2 separate regions of the Mus musculus genome follow, and region 2 is linked to region 1. The links are chromatin loops, found by intact Hi-C in ENCODE. Cell type or tissue: gastrocnemius. All regions are shown on one strand. Each heading gives the region's core, and the rest is flanking DNA. Links, peaks and the distances in the headings are about the cores only.

What was found. Peaks named below come from ENCODE experiments on the same cell type or tissue, not always from the same donor. Only the 100,000 strongest peaks of a DNase experiment are listed, where the experiment ranks them.
Region 2: it touches region 1 in a loop (2.5-fold over the local background); 13 of 42 quality-filtered maps call a loop at or near these places.

Annotation. Positions count from the first base shown.
Region 1 is chr16:30,054,120-30,063,243 of GRCm38, forward strand. No RefSeq gene overlaps it. Among named protein-coding and RNA genes, the nearest start is that of Hes1, 6.7 kb to the right of the region's middle. In gastrocnemius, for the core only: no CTCF peak of the experiment used is centred there; DNase peaks (open chromatin) are centred at 3,024, 5,368, 6,307 and 6,589; H3K4me3 peaks cover 35 bases; H3K27ac peaks cover 2,423 bases.
Region 2 is chr16:29,834,049-29,843,172 of GRCm38, forward strand. It overlaps Gm32679 (a long non-coding RNA gene), which reads right to left. Exons shown (of 4, transcript XR_875997.2): 3 at 521-611. Among named protein-coding and RNA genes, the nearest start is that of Gm32679, 11 kb to the right of the region's middle. In gastrocnemius, for the core only: no CTCF peak of the experiment used is centred there; DNase peaks (open chromatin) are centred at 3,239, 3,388, 5,319, 5,599 and 2 more places; H3K4me3 peaks cover 892 bases; H3K27ac peaks cover 700 bases.

The DNA of each region.
Region 1 (9,124 bases), core at 762-8,761:
GGGGTCACATGTCTATAATCCCACCACTTAAAGAGTAGAAGGTGGAAGGATTTGGAGCCCAAGGCCAGTTTGGGCTTCATGTAACCCTATCACAACAACAACAGCAACAATGAACAACAATAACGAACAAACTGAAGCTCATTCCTCAAGGGGCAGTGGATGGAGGGCATCACCTCCATCCATCACCCACAGGTGCCAAGCATGAATCGTGTCTCACTTCCCTTCAGAAGGCCTGGAGATGGCTGAATGAGCAGGTGAACAAGCGATCTAGTACAGTCATGAGTCCCAGGTTATGCTGGTCTTGCTGACTACTAAGAACAGCGCTGCCTCTTGTCCCCGGTGTGCCCCAGCTGAGACCACCCACACAGACAAGGAGCCAGCCAGAAAGGTCTTGGATATTTATCTTATCCACCAATCTTACTTTCCTAAGTAAGTCTGGGGCTTTGTTTCTTTGCTTGAGCATCTTTCTGGAGTCCTGGGTCCCCCGTCCCTTGAGCTGGGCAAGGTGGGAGAAGGACACCCCATACCCTGGCCCACAGTCTTTCAGACGCTCTTAGCACCATGCATACGGTTCCTCTCTGTGAGCCCAGGCTCACTGCAAAGAAGTCAAGGCCACACCAAGCTCTGCACCCTATCTGCCAGCAAATAAGCGCTAGCCAACCCTCCTCCCTGGAAAAACAGCAGAGGCAGATCATCTTTAAAGCTTTCTCCTGGCTGCAGAGCTGTGATTCATTTAACCAGGTTGAAGCTTCTGTTCTATCAAATATGGGCATGGACCAACTCATTATAGTGCTTCTCCATCTATTTCTTTGACAATATTAACATTCTGTGAATGTTTTTAGATGAATGGAAGTACTTTAGTTATCAGAAATACACATATAGGAAAAATGAAAGCATCTAAACATGTACATTATATTTGCAAGTTATTTTAAGTATTATATATACATATATATATGCATATATTACATATGTTAAAATATGCTAATACATAATACATACATATATCTATAATACCTATATTACATACAAGTATATATTATGTATACTATGAATTACATATAATATATCATTATTATATATTAGTATATGTTAGTATATTACATAAATAAATAGATAAGATATTATATAGATAAATATATGTTTGAATATACAATATATAGTATATTATAAAATATATTTTATATATTTATATAGAAATATATATTTATATATTATATACAGTTGTATGTTTTCTATTTGTGTTTGTGTGTGTAAGAAAATTGAATTACTATGAATTACTATGTCACACAGCTAGAAATCACCTAAGTTCCAACTTGAACTCAGGCAGCCTGTCTCCTAAGGAAGTCAGCCTTGCAGGTACTCTGCTCGCCCGATTTTCCTGAGCACATACACAGTCTATGCCCAACATTCCTAATGCGAGTAATCATCGGGCCAATCAAACCTCAGCTGGAGATCACTCGCCACTCCCAGAGGAAGGCTCTATTTAAATAGCAGGACATTGCCCCTGTGACTTTACAGCCTCCTTTATCACTCGGCACCATAAAACCACAGGTGTGTTGGGCTGCTCTATAAAAACAGGTGTTCTGTGTGCCCCAGTCACACTTCACCCAGTGTGTCGGGATAGGATTACTATCTACTTCTTGACTGCACAGAATCTCCCACGAGGAGCTGGCAGGAAAAGAGAAGCAGGACGGTAGGGGACGCAAGAAGTAGGGTCTCAGCTCCCAGGCATCTGCTGCCCTTGTGCATGGCCTGGGTGAGGGCCCACTGGGGTCACCTGTCCCAGCTGCCCTTCTCGTTTTCTCTGCCAGTCTTCCAGGAGGATGCCTGGCCTACCCACTGGCACTTTTACCCTTTCTATCTGCGTTGCCATGATGGGACCTGCCTGCTTAAATCTTACTTATTAACTTTACAAAGATATGGCAGGCTGCGATTACAGGAGAATTGTTTGAGAGTGCAGTATCTCGCTCCTTCCCACGTACCTTACCCTGGGAATTGCTTTGTACCTGCACATTGCTGTGTGCTGGTGTGTGTTTAATAACCATCAATAAAGATAGGCCTGGGAAAACACGGACAGACACAGATTCCTCAGGAAACGAGTATCCAGGAGGGTGCTGGCTGCCCACAGGTGATCACTGGGCGTGGTCAAAGGTAAACCCACCCCTCTGACTAAGCAGTTAAAAGTTTGGAAAGTAAGTGTGGCCTGAGGATCCCTTAACTGCCCATACAACTGATCTCCTTAAATCGAAGCTGATTCCTGTGTTTATGATCCAGATATCAGAGTGTCTACTCTGCAGGAGGTTATTTCCCAAATAGCTCATTTACTAGAGAATCAAGGGAAATTGGGAGTGTGAGATGCAGCTTAGCATATATAGCTTAACTGTACACTGCTTGCCTAGGGAGCACCTGGTTCCAATTCTTGGCACCATACACACACACACACACACACACACACACACACACACACAAATAATAATTAAGTAAATAAATAATGAAATGAACATTCAATAATAATAAAATAGAGGAAGTGTGTGTGTGTCGGGTGGCATTTCTGAACTATGAACTTGGAATGTCACCATTCCAAACAGATGAATAACATTTGTATAGTGGGAAGATATGGAAGTAACTGTCGAATAGATACATAACTCTGACTCCCGCATACTAGGTGCTCAAAAAGTTTGTTGTGCAGAATTAATCAACTAACCAGAAATGGAAAAATCTAACCTTCACTCTATTCACAGTCAACAGCATTCATTAGAAACAAGGCAAACTGACTAGGAGCCTTCCACCAAGGCAACAGACCAGTCCAGAAACCAAGTCGCTGGCTGTCCCCAGCAGCAGGCCTTTGAGAGTAACTGAGGAGGGTATAGATCATGCAGGACAGTACTTGAACTTGGGTACTTGGTTCCTAAGTGACTGTGGGAGCCTGCTGAGATTAAGGCCCAGCTGGATATTTGTGCAAGTCACACAGTGCCTGGCAACCTCCTCCAGGAGCTAACAACATACTTGATCAAGAGGCCTCTCCTGTGAGGTCAGGCCAGCTTGGCATGCGCCAGCATGTTTCCAGAGAGCTCATTTTCCATGGGCCTTCTAGGATAGCAGCCAAGATTGGCCCTGTTGCAGTTCAGTCCCACAAAAGGAAAAACTCAGTTCATACTCCACACAATGTCCACATACTGAGCAACCCCAAGGGGACCCAAAATAGTCTCCACCACACCCACAGAAGTTGAAGGGATGACAGAGATTAAAGTTTGGTCCTGAGTCTCCCTTTGTCCTGAACCATCCCGTGACCTCTCGGGAACCTCTTCCCCCCATGCGGACCCCAGAGCAGGATGCAGTCTCTCCACCCCATTCCCTGGCGCCATGAAAACCCACTTCCATTCTGTGAGATTTGATCTATGACTACAGTGCTACAGACCACACAGGGCAGATGACTAACCACTGAGAAAGGGAACAAGTTCTAGAATTCTTTCAAGGAACCTCAGTGGGAAAGCCGATGTCACGTTCTAAGATCTTCCGAGGGAGACTATAGCAGACAGTTGTGCCATCTCCCTGGACTCTCTTCCTGAACTGTTCTCTAAGTTCAGCATCCCAAAGGAAAATATATAGTTCACACACAAGCATCATCTCTCAGCAACTTGGGAAATCATTATTTGTCTTACCCATCCCTTGGATAAATGTGGTATTAGCCCAAAGCTCAAGCAAGGTCTCTCTCTCTGTGTGTTCTCTCCCCTAAAGTCATGTTTCTGAGAGAAAAACTTAGCATCTGAAGATTCAAATTCCAGGGACAGAACTATTCTCTCTCCCCATCTTCCTGTCCCAGCAATGGTTCTCAACCTTACAACGCTGTGACCCTTTAATACAGATCCTTGTGTTGAGGTCACTCCTAACCATAAAATTATTTCATTGCTACTTCATAACTGTAATTTTGCTAGTTATGAGTCATCATGTAAATATGTAGGGTATCTGATATGCAACCCCATGAAAGGGTTGACTGACCCCCTAGAGCAGTCTCTACCCACAGGTTGGGAGCCATTGTTTTAGTGCATAAAGATTAACCCTAAGAGAGAAGGCCAAGTGGCTTGGCTTAGCTTGGATGGCTGGGAGGGGCCAGGCTGCCTGTACTTGTGGCTCCTTTCTGTCTCCTGGAACTGAGGAGTCAAGATTCCTTCCCTCACAGAGAAGACAGGATGATAAGCAAACCTGGGCAAGACAGTCCAGAAAACTCAGGGATGTCTGTTAAAAGCTCCATGCTTCAGATTACCCAAGGTGCACCGCAGCAGGGCCTCTTCCTCCTCAGCTGAAATACCGGGTAATGCAGTGACCCAAAGTGTTCTTCTCCTATAGAGAGGGTAGGGCGAGTTTCTAGATCGAAAGGTGGAGAGCCTGAGGCTGGTCCAGGATTGGCTACTCCTTCTCTAGAGAGGCAACCACGGACTTGTACAAGCCATTTCCTCCTGGCCTGTTTCCTCACTTGTTACATGAACGAAGAATCTCTTTCCGTGGTGCCTGGAGCCTGTGGCTTCCTATAATCTGAGATAAACTGGAGGATGGAGCGGAGCAGAGGAGATTGAAAATATGTTGTATGTATTCACCCATTACACACACACACATACACACACACACACACACACACACACACACACACCCTGCTGAGGTACTGGGAGTGGTATGTAAGGTCTCATATATGCTAGACAGGGCCTCCTAAGACTAAGCTGTATCCCCAGCCCTCGACTTTCTGAGACACGATCTAAGTTACCAAGGCTGGTCTTGAACTCTTTAACTCGGGTGGGTCTTGACCTTGTAATCTTCCAGCCTCAGAGGGATTTATAGACCAGCATCACCAGGCCCAGCGCATATCATATCCATTCTTGAATTTTACTCAATTGATTTTTCTGGGCAGTTATATTTATTTTGGTTTTGATTTTTAGAGAGACTTCGGGTCTGATGTCACCATTTGAGTGGCTTATCTGCAAGCCACATAATTTCAGGTCGTGGGTTTTGAGGGCCCTAGCTTCACCCCCACATTCCTAACCTTCCCAGAGCCCTTGAGCCTGTCCTCACATGCCTCAGTCATTAACCCAGCTGGAACCTTTCTTGCCCTCAGTCCTGAGGTAGCATCCCATGGTGCCTGGAAATGCCTTCCCCACCTCTGAGCCTTCAGGCTTACCTCACAGAAGTCTCACTGAGGGTTAGGCTATTGGCTATGAGCACAGTTAGGGCCTCCTGAGTCCCCCATGCCTCAGCCAAGTGGGAGAGTTGAGCAGACCGTGGGCACCCCACCCCCACCCTGCTGAGGAAGGTCTTCTTGGCAGCCACCCTCCTCCAGAGCCCATTAGGGAAGTGCACATTCCCTTGGTCTCGCTGGCTCCAGTGAGTGTTAGGGGGCGGGGGAGCATTACAGGCTATTAGCCAATGTTGAAAGCCTCTGTTTTCCACCCCCTCCCGACTTCTCTTAGCACCGTCTGGGCTTGGCCAGGAATCAAGCCTTTTTTTTTTTTTTTGTTCAGAAGTGGCGACTTATTTTTATCAAAGATGGAATGCAGTCTCGCAGTTGTTTCCAGTGCCTCTGCATGGCAACCAAACTCTTGTTCCAAGCATTCCCGAACCTGCTTTTCCCAGTAGACATCTCTCTCCTTTCTCCATCTAAATGCTGGCCAGGGATCAGCTTAGGTTTCTGGGGTTGCAGAAATTAAGACTCATTATTAATATCTCTACTTTAAAATACAGGCCCTGGCTGGTGACCGGAACTCTGTAAATCCCACCCTAAAACAACCTGAGGGCCACAGTACTACCGAAGTGGGTAAGCCTGGGCTATGCCTCCTCCACCCCCCACAACTCACCCCTTGCCTCAAGGCTTACATTGCTGTATTTCCTCCAGCTAGCCCTTCCCTCTCTGGAGGTTAGGGTGCCCACTAGGAGGCACAGATTGCCTAAACCTTTCTGACCCCAAAATCTGGGGGTCATCCTTGGGTAAGAAGGTGAGGCACTTGTTCGTTTGAGACATATTTATTAGATAGACACAAAGGGGACATAAAGACATATAGAGGAACAATTTCGAATTCATTTTGAGGGTTATGAGAAGTTCTCTTTGGGGATTCTGTGATGAGCTCAAAGACTCTTATCTAAGAAGACATCATGATGACGATGGTGATGATGATTTCAGTAAAGGATACTGATGCCAGATGCCATCTAAATGCCTGCCTGAGATCAGGCTAAAAAAGAGGCCACAGGAAAATGATCTCCAGCTTCCTTCTTGCCCCCGGTCTCGCCAGGAGGCACCCACAGACAAACATGCAAGTACAGGATGCCTGGAATGTCAAATGTGTTTCTGGACACTCCCAGCTGCAAGGAGCTAGCTGGCTGCCACCCCAGGGGAAAGGCAAACACGTCTCTTCTCTCCTAGGCTTTATTTTTCTCACGGTGTCTGAAAGGGCTGTGATCAGGTGATATGTGTAGGGCTGCTCCCAGTACAGGTGCGGGGCAGGTAGGAGGGGAGGTGAGCGATCCACCCCGCCCAGTGTGTGCTTACTCTGAGCTCTTTCAATAGCCCTACCAGGAGAGCTCTTGGCAAGGCAGCAACCTCCATCTCTGGCAGGCTGCAGGGAATCCGAGTGTGAGAAAGTCAGTCATGCGAGGGAGAAAGAAAAAAAAGCTTTGAGTCCTCGGGCAAAATACCACCACCACCACCCCTCCCTAGCTCTAAACCAAACCCACAAAACAGTCCCAAAAACCGAGTGGGGAAAGGGGAGTCTCTCCCAGGCTACAGATACTTGTTTTATGCTTTAAAAGCCAACAGGTGATAAAGCAAGACAGAGAAGTCAGACCCTCACGGGTGGTGGGTTACACTGGGGACAGGCAGGGAGAAGCCCCCGTTACAACTGATTACTGGGCACAAAGCAGTGTTTAAGATTCTGTTTTATTGACACCATAATGGGAGCCAAAAGACCTCCACTCAAAACATCCCCACTGAGGCACAGGACTCCGTCTTCCTCCTGCTTTGGGAGTAGGGGAAGATATGACTGAAAAACATTCCTTGGAACTTTTCAAGTCGAAAAAGCCTTTCTGGATATTGAGTTCACTGCCCTCGTTGGCGTTGGTGGGTGGACAGCACCAATTTGACAAACCTTCTCTGTCCAGAGTAAGAGACTAAAACCTCATCTATGGGGTCTGTCTGCAAAGCGACCTTGTTCTTGAATACTTAGCAGAGTCAAGACTCAGGACCTCCATGGCTTCTTAACACTATTTCAAGAGGGCAGTGCAGAGGCACAAACATATACATAATGTTTGATCACATGGGTCTGCTGTCCCTCTACTTAGAACTGTGTATGTGAAGTCAGTTGCTCACTCTAGCGGGTAAATGTTCTAAAGTGACAGTTAAGGAGTTGTGGTTAACTCCCTGACCCATGGGACAGCATGAGGCTGCACTGGGAGACCCTATGTGACTTATTCATCCTCCACACACTTTCTTGGTTTGCCAGGAACCAAAGCCCAAGAGGCAATAGAATCAGACTAGAGAAACGTTAGAAGGGACGATGGTATCCTAGGTTGGGGCATGAGGGCTTAAGAGCAGACAGCAGTCAAAGTCATAACAGACCTTATTGCCTAAGAAGGGTCTTGGAGGGAACCTGGAGAGGGGGTAAACGCCCCCACCCCACCCACTGGGAGAATGTTGTTGTTGAGGGTTTTTGTTTTGTTTTGTTTTGTTTTTTAAATAGCTTTCAAAGAAGCCTAAGAAGGTTATTGGGGTTGAAAAGAAGGTAACCCCACCTTTCACCTAAAGGATTTTCAAACATACAGGAAAACCCCACTGTTTAAAAAGCAACCGATTTTCTTTCAGCAGCCACTACTTTCCCATCTGTTTAGGACATGAAAGGAGTGCCCAAACTCATTGGTCCAGGTTGCAGGGTAACAAAGAAGGCATTGTTTATCATTTCTTCAAACAAGATAGGGACCGGCCCACTCTGCAGCATATATATATTCTCTCTCTCTCTCTCTCCCTCTCCCTCTCTCTCCCTCTCTCCCCAAAAGGCAAGTCAAACACTGAGGTAAAGGTTTATCTGCAAACTCTGGGGAGGGCTGTCCTGGCGGGTAGAAGAGAGGCTTAGAAGATAAAAATGGTTAGAAGCCTGTGAAATAATAGACAACAGCTCGCCCAGGGCAAACAAGTTTCTAACTCAAGTCAGTGGAGTGTGTGGTTAGTGGTCAGGTAACCTGAACCAAGTAGGTAGCATGTCAGCCTACCTGTGCCACTTAGGAGCCCTCTCTACTAGTCTGATTCCCTTAGATGGCCTGTGTCTCCAAGCCCTGCAGTCCGCTCTTGACACTTTCCTCAGGGTCACCTAAGGAGAGCCCTGATGTCTTTTCTCCACTGCGAACCTCCTTTGTGGCTCTTCATTGTCTTAAGGGAAGGTTCAGAGTCCTTCATAAAGCAGGATGCCCAAGGGTCTTGTGTGTGGTGATCTCAAATTTCTTACATGTCCATTTACACCCGCTGTGAGTGTTCTATAACTGAGGACATCAGGTTCTGTGCCTTAAACGCCATCGGTAGCTCCCTTCCTCTCCATCCCCATGACTCAGCATATTTCCAACACCTCAGCCATATTTTTCTGAGGTACAGAATACAGATCCTCTCCACCAGTAGCCCTACTAGAAGCTTAACGTATGACTAATTGTTCTGGATTCTCTACATCCTTTTACTTCTGTCTACTGCCTCTTTTAAAGGCACTCCCAGGGGAATCTTGTGGGGAATCTATAGATGGCAGCCATACCACACAGATACCTGGCAACGAGCTTTCTAAAGGCACTGTTAATGAACTACACCCGATGAAGGCTTCATGACCTAAAGGCACCCCTCCGGATTCAACCCCCCGCAACACGATCTAAGCCCCCAAAGGGAAAAACAGAATCCCCAAGCATTGTCCAGAAAGCCCGGTTCTGTGCGCCCCTGCAGTAGGTTGGAGAATAAATACTCCGTGGGAGCGGCCACTCTATCTCTCATCGTGGTAATCCCAGGGTTTAACAGTGTCTGGCGTTCCATCACAAAGGGGGGTGGGGGGGGCTTGCCCAAGGTCATGCAGTCAAGGAAGCACCACCTCGTCCGGGACCAGAGCTGGAGAAATCT
Region 2 (9,124 bases), core at 473-8,472, 220 kb before region 1:
AATGAAACAAGCAAACAGTATCGGGAGGGGGATGGGTGTGTTCGTATCACACTGAAAAGCCACCATTCCACCTGCTGTAGGAACTAAGTCTCCAGCCCGTCACACTGGTTATCTCTATGACATTACACAATGCCACCATACGGAAGGTGCCTTCTAAGCCTTCTCAAGTTAACTCTCAGACTTACTCAATTTTCTGAGCTGAAGAAGCCCCCTTTGGGGAAAATTCTGAAACAGGATTTAGCTATAAATAAATGCACTTTAATTTCTCTCTTCTAAATTGCGCAGGTCAGAACGCTTCCTAGGGTCTGGGTTTTCTTTAGTGAGGAAGATGTGCAAATGAGGAATTGAATGGTAAGTCAGACCTTGTCTGGAATGAGGCCTCTCTGCTTTTTAATAGGCCTCTTTCCATTTGGTTTGAAATAAAGTGGCCCCAATTATTTTTAAAATCCTTTAAAGGAAAAGATATCCATAAATTATGTTGTAGGCTTCTTCTGGTTTCCCAGAGAAATTAAACTCTTACCTTAAGTGACTTAAATCGCTTGCACGGAACTAGACAAAACTCCCTTCTGTTGTGTTACAAAAGGCAGACACAGCAGCACGGAATTTCAGAGCTAAAAAGATAAATAGAAATAGATATAAACACACCCCGGCAGCAAAACTCAATGAGGGAGATCAAAGCTAAAACTTCCGCCTTCATAGAGTTCCCCTTAAGATTTTTTCCCCCTCTTTTGCACCATAATCTAAGCCTCAGAACCTTGGTTCCTATTCAGCCCCAAGATCAAACAGCTCGCACACATCTGCTGGGTTAGGGGATTCCTTCTTTCTTTCTTTTTTTTAAAAAGGCATTCAATAATTGGTGGGGTGAGGGGAGAAGAGGAGATTGAACATCAGCATAAAGACAACAGGAAACCGCACCACCACACTCCTACCTATGCAAATGATGGCCGTGGGAGCCCAGTGTATGGACACGTGAATCTGTGAAAGGTAATGCCAGCACACTCCAAGAAAAGGGTTGGTTTGTTTGGCTGGTTGTTGGGTTTTTGTTTTGTTTTGTTTTGATTATTTACCCAAACAAACACTGGGCATTATTTAGCTTTTTCTTTTTTTTTTTTTTTTTTTTTAAGTTGAGAGGTTATCATTTTATTTCCTGTCTTTCCCATGGAAATCCTGTTTCTGGTCTCTTTCAGATCAAGGTAGGCAAATGCCAGGCCTAGGTGGGGGGTCTATAACCCAGGTGCTGCCAGACATGCACAGGGGCTTGGTCCCCACTGAGTAGTAGGAGGCAAAGACTCAGAAATGCTGGACTATGTCCAGGACTGCAAACTTTGGAGGAGATAGCCTACAGATATGATGGCAAGGATGGAAACTAGGGTTCTGGAGAAGTAGGCAGAAGAACCCAGTAGGATTGATAGAGCATTCAAAACTGAGGGCCTAGGGAGACCCTGGGTGTTCATTCAGTAAGTTTATGCTGTTCGGGCAGGAGGTCTGGAACTTAGCTGGCTATAGCAAGGCATGTGTGTAATCTCAGGGCCAAGAAGGCAGAGATGGAGGGGCCTCTGGAGCTTGCTGGACAACTGGACTAGTCCAATAGGTGACCCCCAGATTCAGTGAGAGAGCCTGTCTTGAAAAATAAGGTGGGGAGCAACTGAGGAGGACACCCAATGCCAACCTCTAGCCACAGGCATGTGTACCTCTCCCCTCTATTCTTCCCTGACACACACACACACACACACACACACACACACACACACACACACACACACACACAGAGAGAGAGAGAGAGAGAGAGAGAGAGAGAGAGAGAGAGAGAGAGAAGTAAATGTGGGAATGCTCGCATGCCTAGGTAACTGGAATGGTATGTAGAGGCTGGGACTGAAGACACCATGGAGACCAGTGGCAATCTTGGCAGTAGAATGAGAGATTAAAGCCACCATTTATTACAATGTTGGATTTGTTGGCTCCCGGGTTTATCTTTTCTTCTATCCTAGATACTCCTTGTCACCCTGAATTCTTACCTTCTGTTTCCAAACAGTAAGAGTTACAGCAAACAATTGGTCTCTGTCATGATGCAAATGAAGAAGAGCTGTGTGTGTGTGTGTGTGTGTGTACACAAAACCGACAGTGACGAAAACCTCAAAGTAACCTGGGGGTGTGCGTGTGGGACCAACCTAAGTGAATCCCAGCAGACAAGATGGTCTAGTCATGTCTCCATTTTTTGTGGAGTTTCTCTCCCCCCCGCCCCCCCCCCCCAAAGACCAGGAGCCCTGCTATTTCAGGGCTTTTTTGGCCTCTGATATTCTCTTACTCAAGATATGAAGGTGAGCCTGCCATTTGGCCACATTAGGGAAAGCTAAACAACTATAACAAATCACCCCCAAATCTTAGAGGCTCCATACAATGTTTATTTCTTGCTGGGGCAAACACTACACACTTAGCTCTGTCTTCATGCTACCTTGGGAGCCTAAGGTGCTTCCATCTGCCACTGCCTGCAGTGTAATCCTGGACTGGACAAAGAACTTCACTTCCATGAACTCAAATTCTTCACTTACAGGATGGAGCTGGTGTCCCTGCCCACGTAGCACATAGCACTATTGTGGCTGTCAGTGCTTAATAAATAATCATTATAATTATAAAAGCAATTGGCATTTATTAAATTCTTATTAAAGGCATATTGCTGTATATTTGATGGACATTATTTCACTTAGTCCTATGATAACACTGTCACAAAGTTCTACTACTATTGCTCTAGCTAAAAGGTGGGAGGGATATTTACACTCAGATATGAAATACAACTGTAGTGTATCTGCCCCCCCCCCCCCCCCCCAAAATCAGGCTTTGTATCTTACTGATCTTCCTTTTAGCAACACGATTGGCCCAGACGTAATGAACATTCCCCACCTCCACTCTGGTATCCAGCCTCATGTCATCTTAGAGAGCGTGCTCAGGGCTCAGAGCACAATAGATGCTTAGGAAATAATTGTCCAGTCTGTGTGATCTGCCTTCACACTGCAAATTACTATGGGGAAAATAGTCCCGTGTTATTTTCTTTTTCTCTTCAGAGCTATACCAAAATCACAGGTGCAACGCAGAGGGCCACTGAGTCCAGAATGTTGACAGCCTCACAGCCCAGAGTGGAGAAACCTGCTAGCTGCAGTCTGTCAGCTTTCCTGGTGAAAGCCTGGAGCGGGCTGATGCCTGCTCCCTCTTGGCCAGTTCCCAGGCATGTGGGTCGCCTATACAAGTCTTAATCAAGTCATCATATCTAGCCAGTGTCTCCTGGATCCCGTCACTTCTGAATGAGAAAAAAAATTGCGGACAAATTTCTATCAGCAGGAAGTTGGTGCTCTCCTGCGAGGCTGGATGAAAAGCCCCTGTGACGTCAGCAGTCTCCTGCCTTCCCACGCCTGCTGCGAGCTTTGAAGCTGCGGGCTTCTCTGTTTATGCCCCTAGCAGACCACCTGCCCCTCTGAGTCCCGTTCAGGCCCCACAACTGCTTGGGCTGCTCGGGATGAGCCCAAAGCGTCCTAATTATGGACATTGCTGGCTTGTTCTGGTCAAGTAAGAAGGGTCTGCCCCACATCAAGAAACTCACCGGCACCAGCGAACCCTGGCCTCGCCATTGTCCCCGCAGTAAGGAGCATTTGATTGAGGGCCAGGACAGTTTGCTGGAACTTATAAAAGCCCTGTTTGAAGGAAGGGGCTGCCTGGCCTCCCTCTACACGACCGATACTTTCCAATTTGTAATAAAGACTGTGAGAGATAAACCAAAAACACTGCTCGCGCTTCATCAGATTTTTTTTTTTTTTTTTTTTTTTTTGCGTCCTTCCCAACAGAGTTTTGCTGGAGAAAAAGAGCTGAGGGGATAAAGATATTGCTAGAGCTTAATGCCATAAATCTGATTAATCTACCTTGTGACAGTCGTCACAAAAAAGTTAAGGGTCAGAGTCTTGCCTGAGACCTGACCTTTCACCTGCAGCCAAGGCGGTCACAATGGGGGCCTACAGGCCTTTCACCGCTACCTGCTGCTTTGGACAATGCAATTGGACACAGTGTTCAACAAGATGGAGAATACCTCAGGGCCCAGTCCCTTCTTCTGTCTGTGGACAGCAAAGCATCCAGGACAGCATATTCACTTTCCAGATGGGAAGAGACAGGAGCCACCTCTGGGATTCAGGGACAGAAAACACAAATAGACGACTCTCCGTGGTGCATTTGCAAACTTACATTTAATGTCTTATAGAATATTTAAAGTTAATCAAGTCTGGGTCCTTTGCTAAGGAAACATGAGGGTCCACGATGCTCTTCATACAGGATGCAGTCAATGCCTAAGATGGTGAATCGTCCTTCCTGCCTGCTCATAGGGGGACTAATGGGCACTTGTAATAATACATTACACAAAGGAAGATATACAAGAAAAGAATCTAGATCTCCTAGTCTGGGGAAAGCGGACCGAGCCTCGCGTGACTCTTTTGCTTCCGTTCCACTTTTTTGTTTTGAGACAAGGTCTCCAACGACTTTGAACTTTTTTTTTTTAAAGATTTATTTATTTATTTATTTATTTTATGTATATGAGTACACTGTAGCTGTACAGATGTTTGTGAACTCAGGACCTCTACTCGCTTTGACCCAGCTGGCTCCAGCCCTGCTCATTCCAGCCCAAAGATTTATTTATCATTATTTGTAAGTACACTGTAGCTGTCTTGAGACACACCAGAAGAGGGCGTCAGATCTCATTATGGATGGCTGTGAGCCACCATGTGGTTGCTGGGATTTGAACTCAGGACCTTCGGAAGAGCAGTCAGTGCTCTTACCTGCTGAGCCATCTCACCAGCCTGACCTTGAATTCCTGATCTTTCTGCCCCTACTTCCTAAGTCCTGGCTGTCCAGGCAAGAGTCACTACATATGGCTTTCATCTTTTGTTCGTTTTTGTTTGTTTGTTTGTTTGAGACAGAGTTTCTCTGTATAACCAGCTCTGGCTGTCCTGGACTCACTTTGTAAACCAGGCTGGACTCGAACTCACAGAGATCCTCCTCTCTCTGCCAACCAAGTGCTAGTATCAAAGACGCGCCCCACCACGCCCAGCTGGCCTGAATCTCTTAAATTTCATCAGTGCACCCGAGGAATGGTGAAGAGATCCATGCCCCCTCTATTGACGTTCGCATTCACGTTTTCTTTAAAAAAAAAAAAAAAAAAAAAAAAATTCCTCAGACTGAGCAGTCTGAGCAAGTAAGGCTCTACTAGCTTATCTAAGCGCCCCGCCCCCACTTGCCAGTTGCGGTAGTGCGGTCTGCGAACAGCTAAGACACTTCCCAAGGTTTCTGTGTCCCCGCATGTTGCCACCCTGTGCTGCCAGCAACGCTTGCAGCTTTCTGGTTTTGTATTTCATCTCAGCCTTAGCAGGATGTGTGAGCAGAGAGAGCATCTGGCAGAATGGCACCGCGAAATGGGAACCAGACGCTCGGTCGAGCGCCACCGAGAGCTGTTTATCCGTGGAATTAACCTTTTGTTCTGCGTTTGCTCTGTGGTAGGCTTGCACTGTGCTTTTAAATTCGCACCCTGCCCCGTGTCTCCAAGAGGCAGCCTGGTTCTGCTGAGTCAGCGCTTCTCGGGCCTGGCAGAGGCGACTCGGAGCAACTGGTAGCAAGAAAAGCTTGCAGCAGCCCCCTCTGGCAGTCACCTTTGGCTCCCTGTAGATTTACGACGGCAGCAGATGGGCCCAGGTGGACTCAAGTGAGAGTCTCAGACAGGCCCAGTTCCTCTGACTACTGTAATTGTGTCTAGACCAGAGGGAAGGCGCGCACACCTCCTGAATGCACTTTGAAACAACTCAAAAGTGTGAAAGGAATTTACTACCACAGGAAGGTCTGGTCCAGGCAAGACACCAGAATGGGTCCAGAGGAAAGGAGGGAAAGCAGGAAGGAAGGAAGGGAGGGAGGGAGGGAGGGAGGAAGGAAGGAGAGGGGGAAGGAGAGAAGGAGTGAGAGGGAAGGAAGGAGAGAGGGAGACAAGAGCTAAATTAGCCCAGATACCATCTTCCCTACCAGTCTGACTCGCAGGTAGTAATGCTTACTGATAGTCAGGCAGATTACTTCTCATGATTCAGCTCTGCGAGGGACAGCCTACCTTCGTGTGTCCGTCTGGAGGATCAGATGGTGCTGGGCATAATACCAGGGGAGGTGGCAGCAGTAATCCATGATCTTGATAGGTTTACATGGAAGCTCCCTCCAGATAGGAAACAGATCAAAGGGCCCCGGCTCTGGTTAAAGAACTAGGTGGCCAGGGGCCCAACGTCCTGCTACCTTGCTTCCCCCTTTCTCCATCAGTGGGCCCACCTAAGGGGAGACCCCTGAGAAGAGTTAGTTCTAGCAGCAGTACAAGACACCCTAGGTGAACTGTATTTCTGGGTTTTCCACCAAAGGGGATCATAGGTTGCTGGGGTCAGAGGAGAAGAAGAGGGAAGCAAGCTTGGGGCTGGGGGTCTCCCTGTGGCAGATACACATTTCCAGGCTATAGCGTGCTGCATGTGACCAAAACTTCCTTGAACTGCACCCGTGGCCCCACATCCAGATAACCAGGCTTCATCTGGGTGCCATGTGTCTGGTGTCTCAGAGATTTCATTTTAACATTGAAAATATAAACATCACAGTAAGGGGAAGGCTTCATCTAGTCACCTTATGCTTATGAAAAAGGTTTTCTTGTGACTTACAGACAAGAAAACTAGATAATAAGCTGTGTGTTCTCCAAGAGGCTTAGAGCTTGGTGCTGGTGTTCAATAGGACAAACTTGACATTTGGGAAACTACATTTTAGTGACGAAATTGGTGAGAGGCTAAGATAGCATTTGAATAGATGAAAAAAAAAATGTGAGCAAAATACTGTTTCGGAAGAGCATCCAGTCTGGCAACTTATTACCAAATGCTGGCATCTGGAGAGATCTGATTTGACAATTTGGTTGAGAAAAAAAAAAAAAAAACAGAGATGGACTTGAAAAACAAGAAGGGATTTTTACGTGGCCCAGGAAAGCTGTCCCCCAAATTCCAAGGATCCAGAGTTGATCATCCATAGAGTTCAGGTAATGTAAAGGGCAGAGGGGGTCCAGAAATATCCTAGAAGGGTGTCTGGGGAAGAAGAGAGGGAAAGCTCTTCAGTGAACTCCACAAGGCAGTCAGCGGTGGAGGGAAGAAGGCCAGAGAGAGCTGCCAGCGGCTGTGATGTGGCCGTATGGCCGAGAGGAAATGGCTCTCCCAACCTGCTATTAAAGCAGCTGTGGTCAGACCCATGGTGACAGCTCAGTGCTGGCATGGAGCACAAGATGCTGGCTGGCCCTGGCCATTAGGATTAGTGGGAAGACAGCTCTCCCAAGCCCTGGCTGGACCTGGATACACTCTGCAAACTCACTCTAGTGCTTAACTGCTCTGTACCCACCTAGTCTCTCCCTGCCTGGATGGCTGATGTTATACCTTCCTTTCTACAGCTAAAATCTTGCTTAAACCTGCCACCCTCCTACAGGTTTGCACAAAGTAAAACATTCAGACCTTAAATGCTCAGTGAAGTTTGACAAATGAATGTGCCCATGTGATCTAGCACCCAGTCAGAAACATTTCTACCACCCTGGGAGTTTTCTTCATTCTCTATCCTTGTGTCCCTCTGTCTGCATAGAGCATAAAGCAAACGGTAACCTGGCTTCCTATTCCCAGATTGGATGTTTTCCTCTACAGTGTCACAGAAGTAGAATGGTGTGACGTGCCCTCCTTTCTGGCCGGCTTCCTTTGTTTGGTGTGCTTTCTGAGGCCTGTGTTATTGCATGCTCCAGTGGTGGGTTCTTCTTTTCTTTGTTTGGTCTGGATGTTATTTCATGGCATGGATGTACCACAATTAGCTACTGATCCCTGCATCCATTTTGGGATATCTAAGATGCATTTGGTTGAAGCCTTTGTGACCAAAACTGCCATAAAAAGTCCTGAGGAGTCCACCATGAGTTCATTCAACCTGATTTCATTTTTTCGAGGCAACCACCTACCAGGGGAATTGCTTGATAGTGGGGCAGAGGTGTGTTGAAATTCCAGGCAAATTTCCAATGTGGATGGTTAGAATTTCACAATTTAAAGTAGGAACACAAAGATGGCCCCTGTGTTTCAGGCACATAAACATCTATACTCTCAGGAGGGCACAGGCTTAGACAGTGTCCTGCGGTGGCCATGTGTAAGCTGTGACAGCTGCAGTAGCTGTCATGTTCTCCTTTCTCAAGAAAACTGCGTGAACAGATGGCACCTGTGATGTTTCTAGCGCTGTCTCGACACAGAATCTTCCACTGATTTTAGGCAAGAAAATTTTTGGTGATTATCCTCCTTAACAATTGTGATCTACTTTGCAACTTAAGAATAGAGTTATTTGATGTGCCATCTAACAGCTTCAGGCCCTGACTCTGATATAACACTCGTGCTAGGTAGTTTTAGATCAACTTGACACAAGCTAGAGCCATTTGGGAAGAAAGAACCCATGCTAAGAAAATGTTCCCTATCAGATTGGCTTATGGGCAAGCCTCATAATAATGAGGATAATGCCCTCAGATCACTGGTGTAGGGCTGTGAGGTCCTGAGGTCCTGCATTGTCAACGGCTGGAGTCCTGAGTGGTCAGTAGCTGAAGTGAGTCTTGGGTGGTTAATAGCTAGAGTGTGTCCTAGGTGGCCAGTGGCTTGGAGTCCTGAGTGGTTAGTAGCTGGAGTTCTGAGTGATCACTAGATGGAGTGAGTCCTGAATGGTCAGTGGCTAGAGTTCTCAGTGGCTAATGGCTGGAGTGAGCCCTGGGTTGTCAACAGCTGGTGGTTAGTGGCTTGAGTCCTGGGTCTTCAGTGACTGAAGTGAGTCCTGGGGTGGCCAATGGCTGGAGTGCTTGGGTGACCAATAGCTGAAGTCCTGGGGGTCAATGGCGAGAGTTCTGGAGCATTGGCTGGAGTCCTGGGGGTTCAATGGCTGGAGTCCGGGGTGGCTAAGTCTACTATACTCACTAGTTTTACTAATAAGAACAAGGTGAAGCCAGTTTCCCTCTAAAGCACTGACTGTGTGGCAATTGACCAGCTAGAGCCTTCAAAGTGGGGAGAGACTGATACTTGATAGATGACTA